2 separate regions of the Mus musculus genome follow, and region 2 is linked to region 1. The links are chromatin loops, found by intact Hi-C in ENCODE. Cell type or tissue: heart. All regions are shown on one strand. Links, peaks and the distances in the headings refer to the core of each region. The heading gives the core; the rest is flanking DNA. Region 1 has its middle 11 kb from the start of H2-M10.6. Region 2 holds the start of Trim31 (tripartite motif-containing 31).

What was found. A loop is a pair of places that touch in the nucleus more often than their neighbours do. Peaks named below come from ENCODE experiments on the same cell type or tissue, not always from the same donor. Only the 100,000 strongest peaks of a DNase experiment are listed, where the experiment ranks them.
Region 2: it touches region 1 in a loop (2.4-fold over the local background); 4 of 42 quality-filtered maps call a loop at or near these places.

The regions. Positions count from the first base shown.
Region 1 is chr17:36,817,898-36,828,106 of GRCm38, reverse strand. No RefSeq gene overlaps it. Among named protein-coding and RNA genes, the nearest start is that of H2-M10.6, 11 kb to the right of the region's middle. In heart, for the core only: a CTCF peak has its summit at 3,785 (motif pointing right); no DNase peak of the experiment used is centred there.
Region 2 is chr17:36,890,966-36,901,174 of GRCm38, reverse strand. It overlaps Trim31 (tripartite motif-containing 31), which reads right to left and starts at 3,045. Exons shown (of 8, transcript NM_146077.2): 1 at 2,408-3,045; 2 at 1,188-1,283. The coding sequence starts at 2,821. In heart, for the core only: a CTCF peak has its summit at 4,378 (motif pointing right); no DNase peak of the experiment used is centred there.

The sequences.
Region 1 (10,209 bases), core at 2,719-5,218:
GAAGATCTGCGTGGTCCACTGGAGAAAGTGGCAGAGCAGAAGGGGGGTCACAGGACGTGGTCGGCTGTGGAGCTGGGGATGAGGCTGGAGGACTGAATCTCACGGAGCTGAGGGAGAGGTCAAGATGTGCAGTTAGCCTAGCTCTTTCCCTGCCTGGATTCTCTCTTAGTGACTTGCTAGCCCTTTGACGTTTGTTCCTTCCTTGACTTCCTTGCAATGATGGATGGAGACCTAGAATTGTAAGCAGAAATAATCCTCTTTACTCCAAGCTGCTCTTTAAAAATTTTTAGTTTTTTTTTTAACTTTTGAGATTATAATATAATTAATTAGACTTCTTCTTACTCTTTTCTCTACCCCATACACCTCTCCTATTCTTTCCCAAGTAGCCAGCTTCTTTTTAAATTAACTGTTATTGTGTGCCTGCACATGCACCACAATACAACACACATATGCACACACACACACACACACATGCATGCACACAGATGCACACACTCAGTCTGTATAACCTTACTAGTATGTATGTTTTCAAGGCTGACCATGTGGTATTGGATAAAGCTCTTCTCTGTGGAAAACTGTTCCTCCCACTCCCAGATTTCCTTAGGTGACTGTAGTTGTGTGTGTGTGTGTGTGTGTGTGTGTGTGTATGTGTGTGTGTGTGTAGGACTGTGGCCTCCTGGACTTTTCTCCATTCATTTTGGCATGAATATTGGTGTTCTCCTCTCAGCTCACGTTTGGGCAGCCACGTTGGAACTTTATGGGTACAGCATCTGATATTCCAAAGAGACACAATCTCACAGTAAACCTCATGTCTCTTACATTCTTCCTACCCACTTCTCCCTTCCAAAATTCTTCCTTATGTACGGGAGTGCCTAACTTCCTTTTTTGTTGTTGTTGTTAAACTTTTATCACATCTACTAGAATAGTGGCTTTACTCCAGGTGCCTCGACCAGCAAAGGAGAGTCCAATTCCTGATGATTAGGTAGTCAGATTTTTTTTCACTCCCAGTGTCTTGATTATTCCAGGAAAAATAATGTGCAAAAGAGTGCTCACAACCTATACATATAGAACTCATTAATATTAGTAGTGATTTCAGAGTTTAGCAGTGCCTTAGCCGAGTTCAACACCTGCCCTACGTCTAGAGAGGGGTAGGTTCTTCTAATTCAGTGCAACATTATAAAACCCTTGTTTATCAACTCCCAGAAAGGGAAAAGTAATTTTCATGTATAAGGTATTCCTAATGCATGCTGCTAGCTTATTTTAAATCATTTGATTTAGGCTCCAAAATAATCATAATTTAACACGTGTACACTTGCAGATTGTGATGGTCTTTTTAAAAAAAGTTTTAAAAATTATTTATTTTTTTTATGTATATGAGTATACTGTAGCTGTCTTTAGACACACCAGAAGAAGGCATCAGAGCCCATTACAGATGGTTGTGAACCACCATGTGGTTGCTGGGAATTGAACTCTGGATTTCTGGAAGAGTAGTCAGTGCTCTTAAACACTGAGCCATCTCTCCATCACCATGATGCATGGTCTTAATTGTACATTTAAAGTCACCATATGTTCATGTCACCATTAAGTCTAGATGTCAGAATTTAAACAATCTCTGAAATGTGTGAATGTCTCTTTAATATACTGATTACAAAGCAAAAGAGCCAAAGTACTTCATGAGCATTGCAGTGCATCAATACCATCATATTTCTATATTTATAGACTTGTGATCTTCAATTTTTTTTGTTTGATAAAAGGTCCAGGTATTGCTCCCATAGTGTGAAAAATTATTTATACTTCATCTCAACTACAAAATTGGTCCTGAGCCCTTAGTGATCTGTTCTTTGCCAGCTGACACTGAAGCTTGGCCAGTAGATGGCAGTAGAGCAGCATGAAGGGAAAGCATGAGCTCTCCGTGTCTTGTAGGCTCCTTGCCAGGTGACTGCAAAATGAGCCTCCAGCATCTGCTCCCATAGCACAGGAAGCAGCTGCAGCACCCAGTGTCTGCAGTACACAGCGACTCCAACAAACAGCAGCTTCACTCGGGAGTGGCCCGCTGTGAACAGGTTTTGGTTGGACTCTACCGTAGTAGAAGTCCTCCTTTGAGGTCCTTTTTATCCTCTTCTTAGCAAGGCAAAATAGATAGATAGATAGATAGATAGATAGATAGATAGATAGATAGATAGATAGATAGATAGATAGATAAAAAACGCAGCTCCTCTTATTTCTCATAGACGAACTATGATGGTTAATCTTCATAGTCAAGGTGAGTGGATTTAGTGTCATCTAAAAGACAAACTTTTGGGCATGCCTTCAAAGGCATTTGCAGAGAGGTTTAACTAACGGAAGGTGGCGCTATAATCCTAGACTGTAGTCCTAGACTATTGGGGTGGGGTGGGGAGCCAGGTGAGCACTGCATTTCTGGTTCTCAGTGTTCTGATTGGCTGAGACCAGAGCCAGCAGCCTCATATGCTGTTGCCACAGAGATGCTATACTGAATTGCTTATGTGATAATGCAGATGAGATTTGTTCCAAAGAACAATTTCTTTTTTTTTTTTTTTTTGTTTTTTGTTTTTGTTCTTGTTTTTTGAGACAGGGTTTCTCTGTGTAGCTCTGGCTGTCCTGGAACTCACTCTGTAGACCAGGCTGGCCTCGAACTCAGAAATTCACCTGCCTCTGCCTCCCGAGTGCTGGGATTACATGAATGCGCCACCACTGCCCGGCTCCAAAGAACAATTTCTAAACAAGTCCACTTTGCCTGAATCCTAGTAACCTTTCTTTCCCACTCCCTCTGGTGGGAGGTGGGCTAGAAAGGATGGTAAAGCATTTAAGAAACATTATTAAAAGTCAGGTTGAGAAAAATTTACCCTACACCAAATCATCTCGTCTCTCCTCCCATGACAGACTATTCCTTCAAACTGTGAGCCAAAATAAGCCTTTTATGTATTTATTTTATGCATATGAGTACACCGTTGCTCTGTTCAGATGCACCAGAAGAGAGCATCAGATCCCATTACAGATGGTTGTGAGCCACCATGTGGTTGCTGGGAATTGAACTCAGGAACTCTGGAAGAGCAATCAGCACTCTTAACACCTGAGCTATCTCTCCAGCCCTAAGACTTCTATCTTAGGTTGTTCTTGTCAAATATTTTGTTGCACAAACAAGAAACATCACCAATTTTTCTAAAAGAAACGATTTTTTTAATGTCTAATTTCCAGGGTCAGGATAAATTAGCTCTAAATTCACTATTAATCTTCTACAGTACATTTTTCATTCATACATTATTCAAGATTAGTTGCAGACCTGTACAATAGAGTCTAGGATGATGTAGCATTCTTTGGGAATTCCCTGGTTGTCATGACAAATCTGGAAGAGCAGAAAGTGCTCTTGTTCACTGAGGATCTCCCCAGCTCCAATGGTTTTGTTTTGGTTAAATGAGGTCAATGGAGCCTGATACCACATTTGGTTTATACTACCCGGGGATGAAATCCAGGGCTTTCTATGTTTTGGACAAAGCACTATACTAACTGAACTACATCCCAGCCATCTTCTCCCCTGCTGCCTCTGTTTTAAACCTATATGACTTCTTTACCACAACTTTTTCTCTCATTCTATAACTCATAAGATGAATTAAATACCTGTCTTCCGTGGGACCCCAGTATAATCCTGATAAACCCTCAGTAAGTGCCTGACACCTTTCAAATTATTGCTTTTACTTTGCATGTATGGATATTTTGCCTTCATGTTTGCCAGGGTAGCACATGCATGCAGTGCCACTGGAGACCAGAAGGTGGCAACAGACATCCTGGAACTGGAGCTAGAGACTGTTGGGGTAAACTAAGATACTGACTGATACATTGATTTATTTAATAGTTTATGTAAAGCACTGAGTGATACTCAGTTTTAAGATTAACCTCACTTGCCACCTGGAACAGAATGACCTGGAGAAGTAGCTGAAACAGTGCCTCATTGCCCTTAACAACCTGCTGGCTCTCAAATTGTAAAATTGCTTGTTAGCCCCACCTTGTGGTCTTAGAGTACAAAATGAGAATGCAAGCCAGAAATAGGCCTTACAGGAGCTTTCCTGGTTTTTCCATCCACTAGTGCCCATGCCTCTCTTGAGCTCTGGTGTTGGTGTGCTTTATCCAGAGATTCCCACTAGGCTGTGCGTCACAATGTAGGTGCTGGAAAGTAGACCACTGTTCTCTGGAGGATCAGCCAGTGCTGTTCAGCTGGGTCAGCTCTCCAGCCCCACCTGACACCTTTATAACCCTCACACAGTGACTGTAAAGGATCTTACCTTCACACCACTAGAATATATTTTGTCTTTAAAACAGGCCACCTATCCCAGTTTATTTCTCAGCCATATTTTGATTGAAATAGAATTGCATCATCCCCACTTGCCTCCCTCTATCCCTTCTCAGTTACTCTCCTTCCAACTCCTCCCAAGTTCTTTTTTTTCATCATCCTTGTTACCTATGTCTGTGTAGGTAACAATGTATGTGTGCCTGTGTTTCCACACACAGGTATATGAATGCAACATGCCAAGTTTGTGTTTGTTGTTTGTGTGTTTATGGTTTCAGTGCTGACCACTCTCCACTGGCCATCCAATAAGAGGCTCATCCCTGGAGAGGCTAATTCTAGCTCAGCAATCATCAGTTGCCTGCAATTCTTCGTCTAGGGGTGGGGCCCCACAGAAGTGCCCTCTTTCACTTTGTCATGTTTTGTTGCTCTTGATCCTGCCTTGTCTATGCAGTTATTTCTAGGAGAGACTGTTTCCCACCAGACCTCCTGCTGTTCTGGCTTTTGTAATCTTTCCATTCCTTCTGTCCAGAGGCATAGATGCAGGATCTGTAATGTTGATATATCAGTGGGGATTGGCCTCACCAAGATCTGTTGATCTCCTCTGCATTGTGCGCAGTCGTGATTCTCTGTGTTGGTGTCAGATTGCTTCTTTTTTTGTTTGTTTATTTGCTTGTTTGTTTTTAGAGACAGGGTTTCTCTGTGTAACCCTGGCTGTCTTGGAACTCACTCTGTAGACCAGGCTGGCCTTGAACTAAAAAATTTGCCTGCCTCTGCCTCCCGAGTGCTGGGATTAAAGGCGTGCGCCACCACTGCCCGGCGTCAGATTGCTTCTTGATGAGGGGTGGTAACTATGGTTATTCAAAAAAGATGGGTCTCACACAAAGAGTGCAACTATTTTTGTTGACAAAGGGCACTGTGTCCTTTACATACTAACACTGAAACTTTTATCTAGGAATAAGTTTAACTTTAATTTTAGGCTTATCAATTTGTTTGTTCCAGCCTTTCACTTGGAAGGCTCCATGACACTTATCTGTGGAAGTTAGGTCCCAGTTCTTCCTCCCAACCCCCAGGCTCTCACAAATAAAACTCAGAATCAGAATAAATTTACACATACCTTGGCCATATAGCTAGGCTCTTCTCGGACTAGATCAAAACTTAGAGTAACCTATTTATTTTAATCTATATTCTGCCACATGGCTGGTTACCTGTACTCAGGTATCAAGCATCCGTTTCCTCACACCTTCTCCAGGCAAATTTCCTGCCTGACACTGCCCTAGAATTTTCTCTCCTCCCAGATGTTCCACTTCCTATTTCCTGCCTAAGCCAAAGATCAGAAGATTTATTATTGACAAGTGCTACACCCAAAGAGATATACGATATTCTCTCTAAACCTATCATCAAAGTGAATTAGAAAAATTTGATAAATACCATTGTAATAAAAGTTGTTTTCATAGCCATTCAATATTTTAAAAGGTTGTTTCACAATAATTTTTTAGGTTATTAATCAGAAGTATTATTTTCAATAAAATGAAGAGGAAGCCTGGACTAGCGAAAAAGCTCATTGGTTAAGAGTCCTGTAAGGATGGCCAGCAGATATTGAGCATGGTGTGCTGTGGAGAAATAGCATGAGGTGACTGCTCAAGCCTACTAGCTGTGAGGTGACTTAAGCATATCTGTAAATCCCAGCACAATGGGACACTGAGAAAGCATACTTTCTTAGTAGAGAATCCTAATATCTGCCAAGTGAGCTGCATGCCTGAGGAAGTGGCCTCCATGATTATTTTCTCATGAGACACTTTGTTTTAGTTAATTTAGGAAACCTGTAATAGCTTTGGACTGCTGACCCATTTCTCAGTCTGCAAGGAGGTTTGGGTCACCTTGAACCCAGATAAACTATGGCTTCAGAAACAGAAGCTGTTGAGACTTGGAGTCTGTGGGAAATCTTTATTCTGCTTGCCTATAAACAATGCTGGAATATTCAATAAAGCACAGTTACTCTGTATCTCCCGTGTCCTGATTAATGTGACCTAATTATCCAAGGGACACCAATGCACTGGATATTGAGAGTTTTCCTGGAGCTCGGGCTCCACGGCATGGTTTTTCTGGAGAAGTCTGCATCACTTTATAAAGTAAGAATCTACTTTGAACCTGGGTCTCTTCCTATAACCAAGAACTTCTAGGACTCCTTTAGAATAAAATCCAGCCTTTAAATAATTTTTTATTGAAGTATGGTTGACATGTAAAAGCTGCTCTAATTTATTTTATTAATTTGTTAATTTTATCAGTGCCTCACTAGGCACCCTTAGATGCTCTGTAGTCAAGGCTGGGTCACAATCCCAGGGATCCTCATGCCCCTACCTCTGCCTCCCAAGTGCTGGGATTAGCATACCACTGTTGAACTTTGGTTGTTTGCTATGGATTGTAATGCTAAGTACTGGCCCCCAAGATTGGTTGCTCCCCTGATAGATCCATGGGACAAAGGAATCCTCACATACACCACAGGATGCTCTGTCACGTTGTTCCTCGTTTTAAAACTATTGGTTAAATAAACCAAATAAAACCAAATAAAACCAAATAAAACCAAATAAAACCAAATAAAACCAAAGCTTGTAATAGTGCAGAAGAGAGGTAAGCATTGTTTCAGCTGCCGAGCTTTGGTCTGTAGAGAGAATATAAGGAATAAAAGAGAGAGAGAGGGAGAAGAAGGGAGAAGAAGACATCTCGAGGTGGGTAGATCATGAGAGCATGGCCCTGAGGGCCAGGCAGCTGGAGTAGGATCAGCTCAGATGGAACATGGGAAGTCATATATCGAGGTTATTGATAGGGAAGTAAACAAAATAGCATAGAAGGTTGATATCTTCCCAGCTCTAGTGTTGTTAGGGCTTATTATGAATAATACGGTTTTGCGTGTCTTATTTGGGAACTAAATGGTTAAAGGTGGTTAGAAACCTCCAATATTTTTAACCACCATACACAAACATGCCTGGCTTGCTGTTCTATTCATGTATACAAATCAGTGAATTGTGTGGATATTGTATACTAAGACAAGGTCACCCTCATCAAGGCCATATTGAAAAACCACCCTGCTAAGCCGTTTGCACAAGTGATGCTATGTTAGAGACACCATTCTGACCTAAGAGCCCAGCATGGAGACCCCAACAAATGCAAAAATGAGAACAAAAACCAAATACGTCCATAGGTCTGGGAAAATGTCTGACTATACTCATGTTACATTTTGGCCTTTGTAGCTCTATTATTTGCTAACTGTTCTTGCTAATTGAAGAGTGTCAACTAGGTGTGTGTGTGTGTGTGTGTGTGTGTGTGTGTGTGTGTGTGTGTGTAAAAAAGCCTTTGGCTATATCTTGTGGACAAGTTCCCTCTATGGCCATGTGCAGATTTTCCTGATATATCTCAGATCCAGGCTCCGATATTTCAAACAGAAAGCATCTCTTAGAACCTTCTGTCCTGAACAAAAGCCATGAGGATCAGGGCTCACAGACACTGAGTCTGCAAAGTAAGCTATATTAGTTAAGGTTCTCTATAGAAACAGTACTTATGGAATAAATATATGTTTGTCTATGTTATGTGTGTATATGTGTATGTATGTGTATTTTTGCATATGTATGTATGAGTGTGTGCATGTGTATGTATAAAGGGGATTTATTAGAGTGGCCTACAGGCTGTGGTCCAACTAGTCCAACAATCACTGTCTAGTTAAGGAACGTACAAGAATCCAGTAGATGTTCATTCAGTTCATGAGACTGGATGACTCAGCGGGTCTTCTGTATACACCAGAATACTGAGGTAGACACTAGCTAATGTTAGTGAAGGAATGGATTAAGTCAGTGTGCGGAGGGGAGGCAGAGAAGAGCAGAAAACATTCCTTCTTCCATGTGTTTTATAGGGGCAGCCAGCATAAGGTTTGGCTCAATACGAAGCTGTATCTGCCCAATTCAGGAGATCCAGATTACAAGTTTGTCTTCCCCGCCCCGTGCCAAAAATCACCCCCTGACCACCAATCCTATGTCCGGTGTGCCAGACCAAGCCCGAGATACCCCCTGCTCAGTGCTACAGAGAGACAGGGCATAGCACTCCTGAGATGACCGCAGATACCCATAGGCACCACGTGTGACTAAGATAATGAAGTACATGGTGGAGAGATGGAAGAGAAAAAAAAGCAGAACAATGTGTACAAAATGAAGAGAGGCAGAACTGGAGACTTAGAGTAGTGAGGAACAGCCTGATGTGAGTAGCTGGGGATGCCCACCTATGACCATAGTGAGGTCCTGGCCCATGTTGCTGTAAAGGGCCATGTCCAGATTTGTGGCCCTGCAGGAGAGGGAATATATTAACATCAATAGCTAGTGGATATTCCTGGTCTGGGCTGCCACCTGGGGCCATGTTGATATCTGAGGGCCCTGTGGATCTCTCCATTTATACCTGGGCATCATGAGAGAGCTGGCCTAAATGCTTGAGAGCAGGAAACCGGGCCCTGTATCTCTCCATCTACAGTACTCAGGAGATCAGGCCACACACTTTTCCCAGGAAGCACAGTTTGCTGGCTGTTTGTTTGTAGGGGTCGTGGGTGAGCATGCCCCATAGGCATAAGTATGGGAAAGCTGGCTCTGCCACACATCTGCCATGCAGTGGTGTAGTTGAGGGAAAGAGGCCCTCCCTTTATCTTTTGCCACCTATGGTAGGTGGGGAGAGCTGGCCCTGTTCCTCACTAGCTTCAACTCTTGGCAAACTAGGCTGTGCACCTTGCCTGGACAATACAATAGAGCCCTGCTGGCATGGGTGCAGGTAAATCAAGGGCATGAGAGCAGGAGAGGTAACTCTGTCTCTTGCTGGGCATAGCCCTGGGAGAGCTAGCTGGGGGCAGTGATGGAGAGCCTGTCCTAATGGTGATAGTGCAGAATATCTGGTAGCTTAACCACCAACTCAGCTACCACTTAGGCAAAGATCCAGGGTCTGAGTTGGCTCACTCCAACATGTGTCCCATCTATGAAGCACATGAAGGGGTTGGCCAACAGATCTCAAGCTGCAGGATCTTCTTGACACATGTCAATCACAAGGTTTCCAACAGGAGTCCTGGTGATGATCCAGTTTTGATAGTGTAGTAGAAGACAGAGCCTTTGACCTAGACTAATGACGCATTCCAATGAAATATTGTAAATAAAGAAATGTAGACAAATATACCTTGAGACACATTGTGATACACTACAGTTTCCACAATTAGCTTCTTTCTGCCTTTTTCTTTTAGGAGTGAGAGTTTGCAAGGAAAGAGGGTGGGTATGGAGGGACAGGAGGTGAATGAGATTGGGGTTCATTATGTAAAATTCAGAATGAATCAATAAAAAGTTAAATAAAAACTATGTCTTTCCAACTAAAGATTTAGAGAAGAAAAAGAAGAAGAAGAAGGAGAAGGAGAAGGAGAAGGAGAAGGAGAAGGAGAAGGAGAAGGAGAAGGAGAAGGAGAAGGAGAAGGAGAAGGAGAAGGAGAAGAAGAAGAAGAAGAAGAAGAAGAAGAAGAAGAAGAAGAAGAAGAAGAAGACAAGGAAGAAGAGGAAGAAGAGGAAGAGAAAGAAGAAAGAAGAAGAAAGAAGAAGGAGGAGGAGGAGGAGGAGGAGAAAGAAGAGGAAGAAGAGGATGGGTTTCAGTTAATTTCTGATGTAACTTTGACAGTCAAGAATAACTATCATGATGGCCCTGGGTCACCGAGTCCCACTTTTTAACCTCAGGTTATAGTTATTTGATAATGTCTTTAGTGAAGTAAATATCTTAAAACTTCCAGTTCCTAATACAGTTAATATAAATAGATACTATACACATGAACATATTTATTTTTGAGATCTAACTAAACCTAAGTATGTTTGGGCATTTTCCCATGAACTGATGAAGAATTA
Region 2 (10,209 bases), core at 3,297-5,796, 72 kb before region 1:
ACCCAGGGTAAGGGTGGAGTTCAGTTGATGGAGTGGTTGCTTGGCATGGGTGAAGCCCTGGGTTCAATCCTCAGCACTGTATAAACTGGGCATGCTATTATAGCCCTGTAATCCAGCACTGGGAGAAAGACAGAGGCTTGGAAATTCAAGGCTATTCTTCTCTACAAACAATTTCTAGCTTGGGCTAGATCAGATTCTCTGTCTAGGAGCTGGAGAGTGAGTTGTTTAGACCACTTGCTGCTCTTGCAAAAGACTCAGATTCAATTCCCATAACCCACAAAGTATCTTATGCCCTCTTCTGGTCTCTACCGGTAGGTACCAGGCATTTATCTGGTATACATATTTTATGTTAGCAAAGCATTCATTCATAAACAATAGATCTATAAATAAATAAATAAATAAATACATAAATAAATACATAAATAAATAAATAAATAAATAAAAGATTGTCTTAAATGTCAATGGGAGAAAACCACAAACAAATGAATGAAAGAAAGATAAAGAAAGAAGGCTTTTCAGCTTAACTGCCTTCATAACTGAATTTTCCGTGGATGTAACAAAAACCAGCCAGCCAAGTCAACAGCATCTGGGAGATGGTGATGGCATTCCCAGGGGGCAGGGTCAGCATTTGGGATGTAAACCAACCAACAAACGAATAAAATAATGCTTTCAACTCTTCCAGAATTCCGTTCCTAGCATCTGTGTAGGGCAGCTCACAAGTGCCTGTAATCCCAGTTCGTCTGGTCTTTTCCAGTATTCACACGAATGGCTTTTACTCATATGCAGACACATACATATACACACATATAAAAATAACAAAAATAAAACTTTTTTTAAAACATGCAAACAAAATGAGGTGGAGATGTTCAATGGCGTCATAGTCTCTGTCGTTTCTTACTGTGGGAGTCTCTAGTTAGAAAGGGCTTGGGTGAGCCAGTGTGTGGGTGTTCTCTACACAGCCTGCTGTGGGTGGAGGAGCAGAAGACCTGGCACAGCATTCAGGCAGTAGTTAGCACAGCTAGGGAGCTTGGCTCGGGAGCACGGCTCAGGCACCATACACCCTCTGCCCTGCCCCTCACCACCACGTCAGCAGGATTTTATTCCTGCTTGCTGTATAAAGGAAGGCTAGGAGCTTCATCAGCAATGCCTCAGTTTCCCCAGAAGTGTTTGGAATGAGCATTTCTTACCCTGAACGCCCAGATTGCCCCTTCACCTTGTTTTTTCTCTTCAATTATTTTCTTGTCCTTTTGCCCCAAATCTTGGGCCTGTGACTCAATCTGCACCTGTAAGGAGAGGGTGCTTCAGCCAGGCTCTGACTCTTGAGAGGCAGGGAAGATGTTCCAGGGTACTGATGTCATTATTAGCAGTCCTCCCTGGCCCCCATCTCTCGATAGGAACAAGGAGGTGATGGAAAGAAATGGAACTTTAGTGACTTGAGAAAATACTACTAATGATCATTTGGATGGCGCTTTGGTATTCTCAGGGGAAGACTTCTCCTCATCCGTCCTATCACATTCTTTAAGAGATAGGTTTCATCTGCCTCACAGAGAGGCAGGGCCAGGACCAACCAGGGGATGGAGCTCTGTGGTAGAAGAGCACTGGCTTATCTGGATGTCTCAGGCTCTGCTTTGTAAGTTAGCAGTGGCTGGACTTGAATGAGACCTTCTGAGTTAAAATTTGCACTTAACAAAGAGCACACATGAGCTGGCCCATAGTCCCCACTACATATGTATCAAAGAACCACCGTGTCTGGCCTCAGTGGAAGGGGATGCGTTTGGTCTTATGGAGGCTTGATACCCCAGAGATGGGGGATGCTAGAGGGGTGAAGTGGGAATGGGTAGGGGGCATTACCCTCTTAAAGGCAAAAAGAAAGGGTGGGATAGGGTGGAAAGATCATGGAGGGGAACCAGAAAGGGTAATGTTTGAAATGTAAATAAAAAAAATAATTAATAAAAAATTATGTTTAAAAATTAGTACATTATTAATTGTGTGTGCAAGTTCAGCAGAGTGCTATGGTGTGTGTGTGTGTGTGTGTGTGTGTGTGTGTGTGTGTGTCTGTGTTTATGTGTATGAAGACAACTTTCAAGGGTGAGTTCTCTCCTTTTATTTTGCATGTCCCAGGGATCAAACCAATTTTCTCCTTCTACTATGTGGGTCCTTATGGTCAAGACAGGCACTTTTACCCTCTGGGTCATTTCGCCTGCCCCTAGAGTACTATTCTGATTCTTCGTCTTGCTTTGGTTACAGACTGGCATTTTCTAGAACTCAATTCTTTGAGCCCACTGGACCTGGCTATAAATGGCCAACTCAAGTACAAAGAGTACAGCAATGGGTGTCAATCAACTGGGGCCTCCCCAGTGAACTCTACTCTGCTGGGCTGGGGGCAGAGAAGGGCCCAGGTGCCTACCTTGTAGTTCTGGGCAGCCTCATCTATCAAGGTGACATTGTGAGACTTGTGGTCCTTGGAGTCACGACACACCACACAGAGGAATGCCCCATCCTGCTCGCAGAAGTAATGTAGCTTTTCCTTGTGCCTCTGACATCTTGAGTCTTCCTTTTCTGCTTGGATGTCAGCAGGATCCATACTTTGGATCTTCTCTGCAAGACTAGCCAGCAGCTTATTGGGCCTGAACGTATTCTTATTCACAGAGAGTTTGCAGAGAGGACATTGGATCTTTTCTGACGTTTTTCCAACCTGACTGATACACTGCAGGCAGAAGTTGTGCCCACAGTCAATGGTGACAGGATCTTGTAGAATTTCCATGCAGATGGGGCAGGTCACCTCCTCCTGCAGTTGGCAGGCCAGAGGTTGGCCTGCCATGATGGAACAGCAGGGCTAATCTGAGATGTGAAAGTACAGAAATCCAAGGCCTGGTGCTTGTAAGAGAGAAGGAAGCAGGAGGCAGAGGTTGAAGAGTATCTCAGGGAGAGGATTAGAGGAGAATGAGGGAAGGGGGGGTTAAATAAATAATGACAGAAAAGAGTCAGCGATAAATGGGGAATATTCTAAAGAGAAGAAAACAGATGGTCAGTCCTCTCTCCCTGTCTCTCAAGAACAGAAACCGAGAGTGCCTGCTGCCTATAAAGTAGAGCAAGACTTCCTGGACCTTGAACTAATTAAACATATCTTTCTGAAGCAGATTCAGAGAACAGAAAGACGAAGTGACAAAGTCCACTCAGGTGTAATTGGGGAGTGGAACTGATCGCTGGCAGCCCCAGGAAGGCTTGTTACCACCCCAGCAGATCTCTCACTCCCAGACCCTGCCTTCTGTTGGGTATTCCTTCCTGTCTCTGGTACCCCAGCATCTTTGAGTCATCCTTTGTTCTGTTTGGCCTGTCTGTTACTTCCTCTGTCTCTGTACTTCTCAGATTCCCCACCTACCCACACACACACACATCAGCTTGCCTGACCTGTGGACTTTAGCTTGACAAGGAAAGTATCAGCCAGGGTCACCGACATTTCCATTAGTAGCTCAACACTTCTTAACCCTTCCTCTTGCTCTTTTGTGCCCAGGAAGACGGTGCTCCCTCCTTCCTCCCTCTCCATCCCCACTAACCTCTCCTCTCTTCTGTTCTGTCATTAAAACCCAAACTGTTAATTTTTAAATAAAAATGTTTTAGATTTGTGTATTTTAATTTTACTCACATGAAAGTTTTGCCTGCACACACACACGCACACACACACACACAGAGTTAGTATTAATTGTATGCAAATGGTATGGGACCACCCACTGGAGCATAGGCCACTACAATGCCACAACCCCAGAAACTATCAATTGCCAATAGCTCCTCAGTGTGAGGTGGGGCCATATGAACCCTTTCCTATTTAGGTTGGAAAGTTGACTGGCCTGGTCTTATACAGGCAACCAATGTGTTCATAGGGCAAGGCCATTGGCAGGTCACACAGGGTGTGGAGGATTTTATGGCTATAGCCCCAACAATAGTTCCTTGTCATTTGCCAGGGACAGTCTTGGCTTTACCTTTGTCCCCTCATAAATGTCAACAGCCCTTCCTTTCATTCTCAAAAGTATCCACTCATATTATAGAGGTTACTTTGATTACAGCAACTACTGAAAGCTGAACACTTTCAGAAATACTACACCTACACTTCTCAGCCTTTTGGCTAAGATCAAGTGTAGAAATACCAGACCTCAGGCCTGTCTATTTCATTCACTTTAAGGTTGAATTAAAGCAAATATTTTTGTAAGGTTTTATAACTTGCATTCATACTCAGCTGTCAGATCTAGAGGTAAAATTTAATTTATTTTAAATTAAATCATTTCTTTGATTTAAAAAATTTATCTTCAGTATTGCTATTAGTAATTTTTTTATGTGTATAGGTATTTTGCCTGGATGTGTCTGTGAACCACATGCAATACTCATGGAAGCCAGAAGAGGGCATCTGGGTCTCCTGGAGTTGGAGTTACAGAGAGTTGTGAGCTGCCCCTTGGTCACTGGGAATATAACCTGGTTTCTCTGGAAGAGCAGTCAATGCTCTGAATCATCTCTCTAGCCCCCAGAATTTAATTTTCAGGCAAGTTTTGTTTTGTGTGTATTGTGCTTAAAAAACAATGACAAATCAGAATACGCTGATGAGGGTGCCTCTTTTTTTTTTTTTTTTTCCTTTCTTTTTTGTATATATTATTTCACTTACGTCTCACTTCTAAATCTTCAATATCTGTTGTTCAGGGAACTGAGCATGTTTCAGGGTCACCTAGAATGTGTAAGACCCAAGGCACAAAGACAGACATGCATGAAATCCCAGCACTGGGAAAGTAGAGACAAGAAGATTAGGAGGCTGAGTCCACACTGCCCTTACAGAGGGCTATTTCTCCCCAGCCCCTGTTTAGAGATTTTTTTTTACATGGATTTGGGGCGTTTTGACTTTTGCCTCTGCAGAAAACCTTAAGTTTTTCTGCCAAGTACTGAAGGTCAATGACTTGTATATTGTTAAATCCCTATTGCAATGCTAAGGTGCATTGTGAGACTTTCTTTGGAGATGCAAATATTTTATCAAAGTCAACAAGAGTTCAAAGGGTCCTGTGTACTCATGAAGCTCATCTGTCAATCAACCCCTTAGTAATGTAGACTGTAGGGGCGGGAGAGGTGGCACAGCGGTTAAGAGCACTGACTGCTCTTCCAGAGGTCCTGAGTTCAATTCCCAACCACATGGTGGCTCACAACCAACCGTAATGGGTCTAATGCCTGTTTTGGTGTGTCTGAAGACAGCAAGAGAGTCATACATTAAAAAAAAAAATCTAGAATGTGTTTTTTTCATTTGAATTCAAACTTTAATTCAGTGTTTCTCAACCTGTGGGTCTTGCCCATCAGAAAACACATATTCCCAATGGCCTTAGGAACTGAGACACTGCTCCTCCATAAAATTACAATTATAGCAACAAAATAATTTTGTGGCTGGAGGGTCACCATAATATGAAGAACTGTATTAAAGTAAACTGTATAAAGAACTGTATTAGGAAAAGTTGAGAACCACTGCTTTAATTCAATAGGTTACTATTTTGTTAGGAACTGAAAGACTTTATTTTCTTTAGAAAAAAAAAACGTTTATTTGTGTGTGTCTTGTGTCTGTGTATGTATGTGCATGAATGCATATGTGTGGGCGTCTGTGTATGTATGCCACATGTGCCTGTGGAGCTCAGAAAGATGAGTCTGATGCCTTCAACTGGCCTAATCTGCGGTTGTGAACCAGCTGGTATGGGTACTGGGAACTGAACTTTAGTTGTCTGGAAGACCAGCAAGTGTTCTGAACTGGTGAGCCATGTCTCCAGTTCAAGATATTTTGTTATAATATAATAATCTATCATTTTTCAATCATTTATCATTTATCAATTTTCTATCAATTTTTGATGTCATAATAACCTCCACTGAATTTATTGAGGAATGTAAGAAGTAGTTGTATCCCATGATACATACACTGCACTCCTGAGAAAGAACCTTTTAGACTAGACACAGATGAGACTGGTTTATCCACAGATTTACGGTGTTTCTCATCACAGGTCTTCTGACTTTACCCTTTAGTCCCTGGTGTCAGGTGAGTTATCAGCAGGCATTGTGGAAAAGCCATTTTTCCATGGAGCCACAGTTGGCACTAACCCAATACACACTCACCAGATACCTTAGTAAATGCAAACCACACAGGCCCTCTTTAATCGCTCGTACTCTGAACCCCAGATGCCAATCATTACAAGGAAAAGCGTTGGGATGAACCAGCAAAAGTAACTATGAATACATTTCACAGGACTGGAGATGGTTTAGCGATTAAGAGCACTGGCTGAGCTGGGCAGTGCTGGCACACACCTTTAATCCCAGCACTTGGGAGGCAGAGGCTGGCAGATTTCTGAGTTTGAGGCCCTCCTGGTCTACAGAGTGTGTTCCAGGACATCCAGGGCTACACAGAGAAACCTTGTCTCGAAAACAAAATAAAAGAGCACTGGGTGTCTTCTGGTGTGTCTGTAGACAGCTACAGTGTACTCACATACATAAAATAAATGTCACACACACACACACACACACACACACACACACATATATATATATATATATATATATAACAAATTTTACAAAAATCAGATGACTGTGTGAACACACAGTGAATGCCCATCTAGGGCCTTAGAAAACGCAGTGCAAAAGTGAGCACCTTGGCTGTGGATGCCACACACAGCCACGACATAACTCAGCTCTTGCCGAGCTCCTGCTTCTGTCTAACTCCTCCCCCTAACTTACTCCCTGCACTTGCCAACTCCTTTCGCTTCTTCTCTGGACCCAGTGAGTTTGAAAGCTCATATATTGCTCTATTTCAAGGAAGTGTATAATAGCATAGCCGTATGCTTTTGTTGACACAGGTGTGTCTAACAAGTCAGATGATCCTACCCATTCCACTCAAGAGGTAGAGATAGACATATCTCTTCACAGCATCTATAGCCCAGATGTCCACACTGCTCCATCTGCTGTGTTTTTTGGATGTCTCCTAAGACTGTAAATAAGGATTATTTATCTAGTGAATGACTAATTACCTCAATATACTTTGTGCTAATTAGATTTTTGTTTGTTTTTGTTATAGTGATAACACTTACAATCTATTCTCGTGCACTTTAAAAAGACTGTGACCACCACAGCTTTGGACCACAGCTTCCTGACTGTCTCCCGGATGATGAGATCACAGGCATGTTCTACTATCCGCTGATTGATTTGGGTTTAATATTATTGCTGTTGTTGCTTTTGGAGATCAACCTGTGTAGCTCAGGCTGGCTGGCCTCCCACTCACGGTACAACTTAGAATGATCTTGAACTCCTGTCTTTAATTCCTTCTTGGTCTGGGATCACAGGCACAAGCCACCTCAACTTGAGTTCGGTTTCTCATGCTTTGCCCTACTCGAGACCTCTACTGAATGTTTGAGGTTGTCCCTCCAGGCCATCAGGTAGAATTCAGGGGCTCCTGCCAAGAGCCCTCCATGTCTCCTGAGTCCCAAGAGCTACCTCATTTTTTCCGAGATCTGTATGCTCAAATTTAGAGCCTCATATCTTTCTGTGGTTTTCCTCATATCTTTCTGTGGTTTTCCTAAGTGCTCTCTGGATTGTGTAGCTCGGTATTCAACATGGTGGCTGGCAGTTCCCCGGAGCTGGTGTTTACATTTTGGACAGAGGATGGGGCTTATCAAAGGACACAATTGCAGAGCGGATAGGTTTTCTCACAGATACACTCTCCTCCTTGGTACAGCCTCAGGTTGGCCTCCAGCTCAATATATAGTTGAGGGTGACCTTGAACTTTTGATTCTCTGATATCCACCTCCTAAGTGGTGGGATTAAAATTATTCATCCATCATGCTCAGCTTTATTACTGCTGGAGATCAAACTTCATGTTTGCCAGGCAGAGACTCTACCAACTGGATACAGTACAGACCTCACAGCCAAATTTTTTCTGCTCTGCTGTGTGTATGTACATGTGTGTGTACTGTGTGTGTGTGTACACTGACCCCATCATATCCTATATGGGATAGGGACAAACTTCAAGAGTCTGTTTTCACTTTCCATCTGGTTGAGCCAGGGCCTGTCTTGTCTTTCTTTGTTGTGCAGAGTGCTCCAGGCTAGCTCCTGAAAGCTTCTGTCTCCCATCTTGCCTTGGGAGTTCTGGAATTGCATGTATGCACCACCACATCCAGCTTTTTAAATGTGTTCTAGGGATGGAAACATATCCATCTAGGTCATCAAACTTGTGTGACAAGCATTTTTGTTTATTGAGCCATCTCTCCAGTCTCCGCCATAATTTCTAAAAAAAAAAAAAAAATAGCTTGGGAACCTGGTGAATAGCTCAACCTAGGAGCACTCGTTGCTCTTGCAGAGGAATCAGGTTTGGTTCCCAGCACCCACATGGCTCACAATTGCCTATAACTCCAGTTACATAGGATCTGAGACTCTCTTCTGATATCCATGGACATTATGCACAAAGTTCATATACAGAGAGAGAGAGAGAGAGAGAGGCAGAGAGAGAGAGAGAGAGAGAGGCAGAGAGAGAGAGAGAGAGAGAGAGAGAGAGAGAGAGAGAGAGAGAGAACAGGGCAGTGGCCCCAGCTTCCATTCCCTTAAAGGAGAGATTCTGAAACCAAGTCCTAACTTGGGAGGCAGCACCACCTACTGTCCGTGAAGGCACAATGCTAAAACATTTGACTGAAGGAGCCATGGCTCTATTTTGGGCACAGTTTAGCGTAATTCTGACTAGAACAATTTAGAAGGAACACTGAACTTGAGCTCATGAGATGACATATAAGGAAGCTCATATAAAAAGTTGATAAGGAGATTAAAACAGGAATCAAGTGGGGCTAGGGCTGGGGTGGTGGTGGATTCAAGGCTCCATTAACTAGTAGTTAACTAATGGGTGTTAACTACAAGAAGGAGAGTGAATTCTGAGCCTGGCTTTATTGTGTTCACCTCACTGTACAAGGAAAGAATGTGATTAAGTCCCGAGGTTAATTAAATCCTCTAGCCACATAGTTTCCCTGTATCGGAAAAGGAACCAGGAAACAGAAATTCTTAAAGAAGAGTGGCTTTGTTTAGTTTGGCCAAAAGAGAAAGAAATACTCTTACTCCCCTCCTCTTCTGAAGCAGTCTTATAATTCTATAGCTGAAAGGAGCAAGGTCAGGGAATACGCATATGCTAATTTAATAGGAAGTGAGTCTAGCTGCGGGGACCTCCTTTTCTGACTGGAACGAGGCTTCTCCTTTCCCTCCTCCCATGGGAGGCTCCTAGAAATTCTTTAGGGACTGTCTCAGTCAGGGTTGCTACTCCTGCACAAAACATCATGACCAAGAAGCAAGTTGGGGAGGAAAGGGTTTATTCAGTTTATATTTCCACATTGCTGTTCACCACCAAAGGACTGGAACTCAAGTAGGCCAGGAAGCAGGAGCTGATGCAGAGGCTATGGAGGGGTGTTACTTACTAGCTTGCTTCCCCTTCTTGCTTTCTTATTGATCCCAAGACTATCAGCCCAGGGGTGGCATCACCTGCAATGGGCCCTCCCACCCTTGAACACAAACTGAGAAAATGCCTTACGGCTGGATCTCATGGAGGCATTTTCTCAAGGGAGGCTCCTTTCTCTGTGATAACTCCAGTTTGTGTCAAGTTGACACACAAAACCAGCCAGTACAGTGTCCATTAGTCTGGTAGCCAAAGGAAGGGATACCCTGACTCTCCTTAGAGCATCTGGTCTCCCACCAGAATGAAAATTCCAACATAATCAGAGATGAGGAGGAACCAACGGCCATCAGAGAGAATCCAAGGTGGGCCAGTAATGATCCCAAGTGTCAATCACCACTGCACATGAAAACTGATAAAATATCACGAGGATTAGTTTAGAATTGTCAATACAAATTCAAAAAAAATCTGAGTGATAAGGCTTAGGATGTTGCTCAGAAGTGGGGTACTTGTCTGGCATACATGAAACCCTGGGTTCAACCCCCAGCACTAGTGGCTCACTCCTGTAATTTCAAAACTTGAGAGGCGGAGGCAGGAGGATCAGAAATCAAAAATCATCCTCACTTACATAGAGAGCTCAAGGCTATCCTGGGCTACATGAGACCCCGTCTCAACTGTGACTACACACACACACACACACACACACACACACACACACACACACAAAAGAGAAAGAAATGCTTCTTGTTGTAGTCACAGTTAGGTTAACATAGATCCAT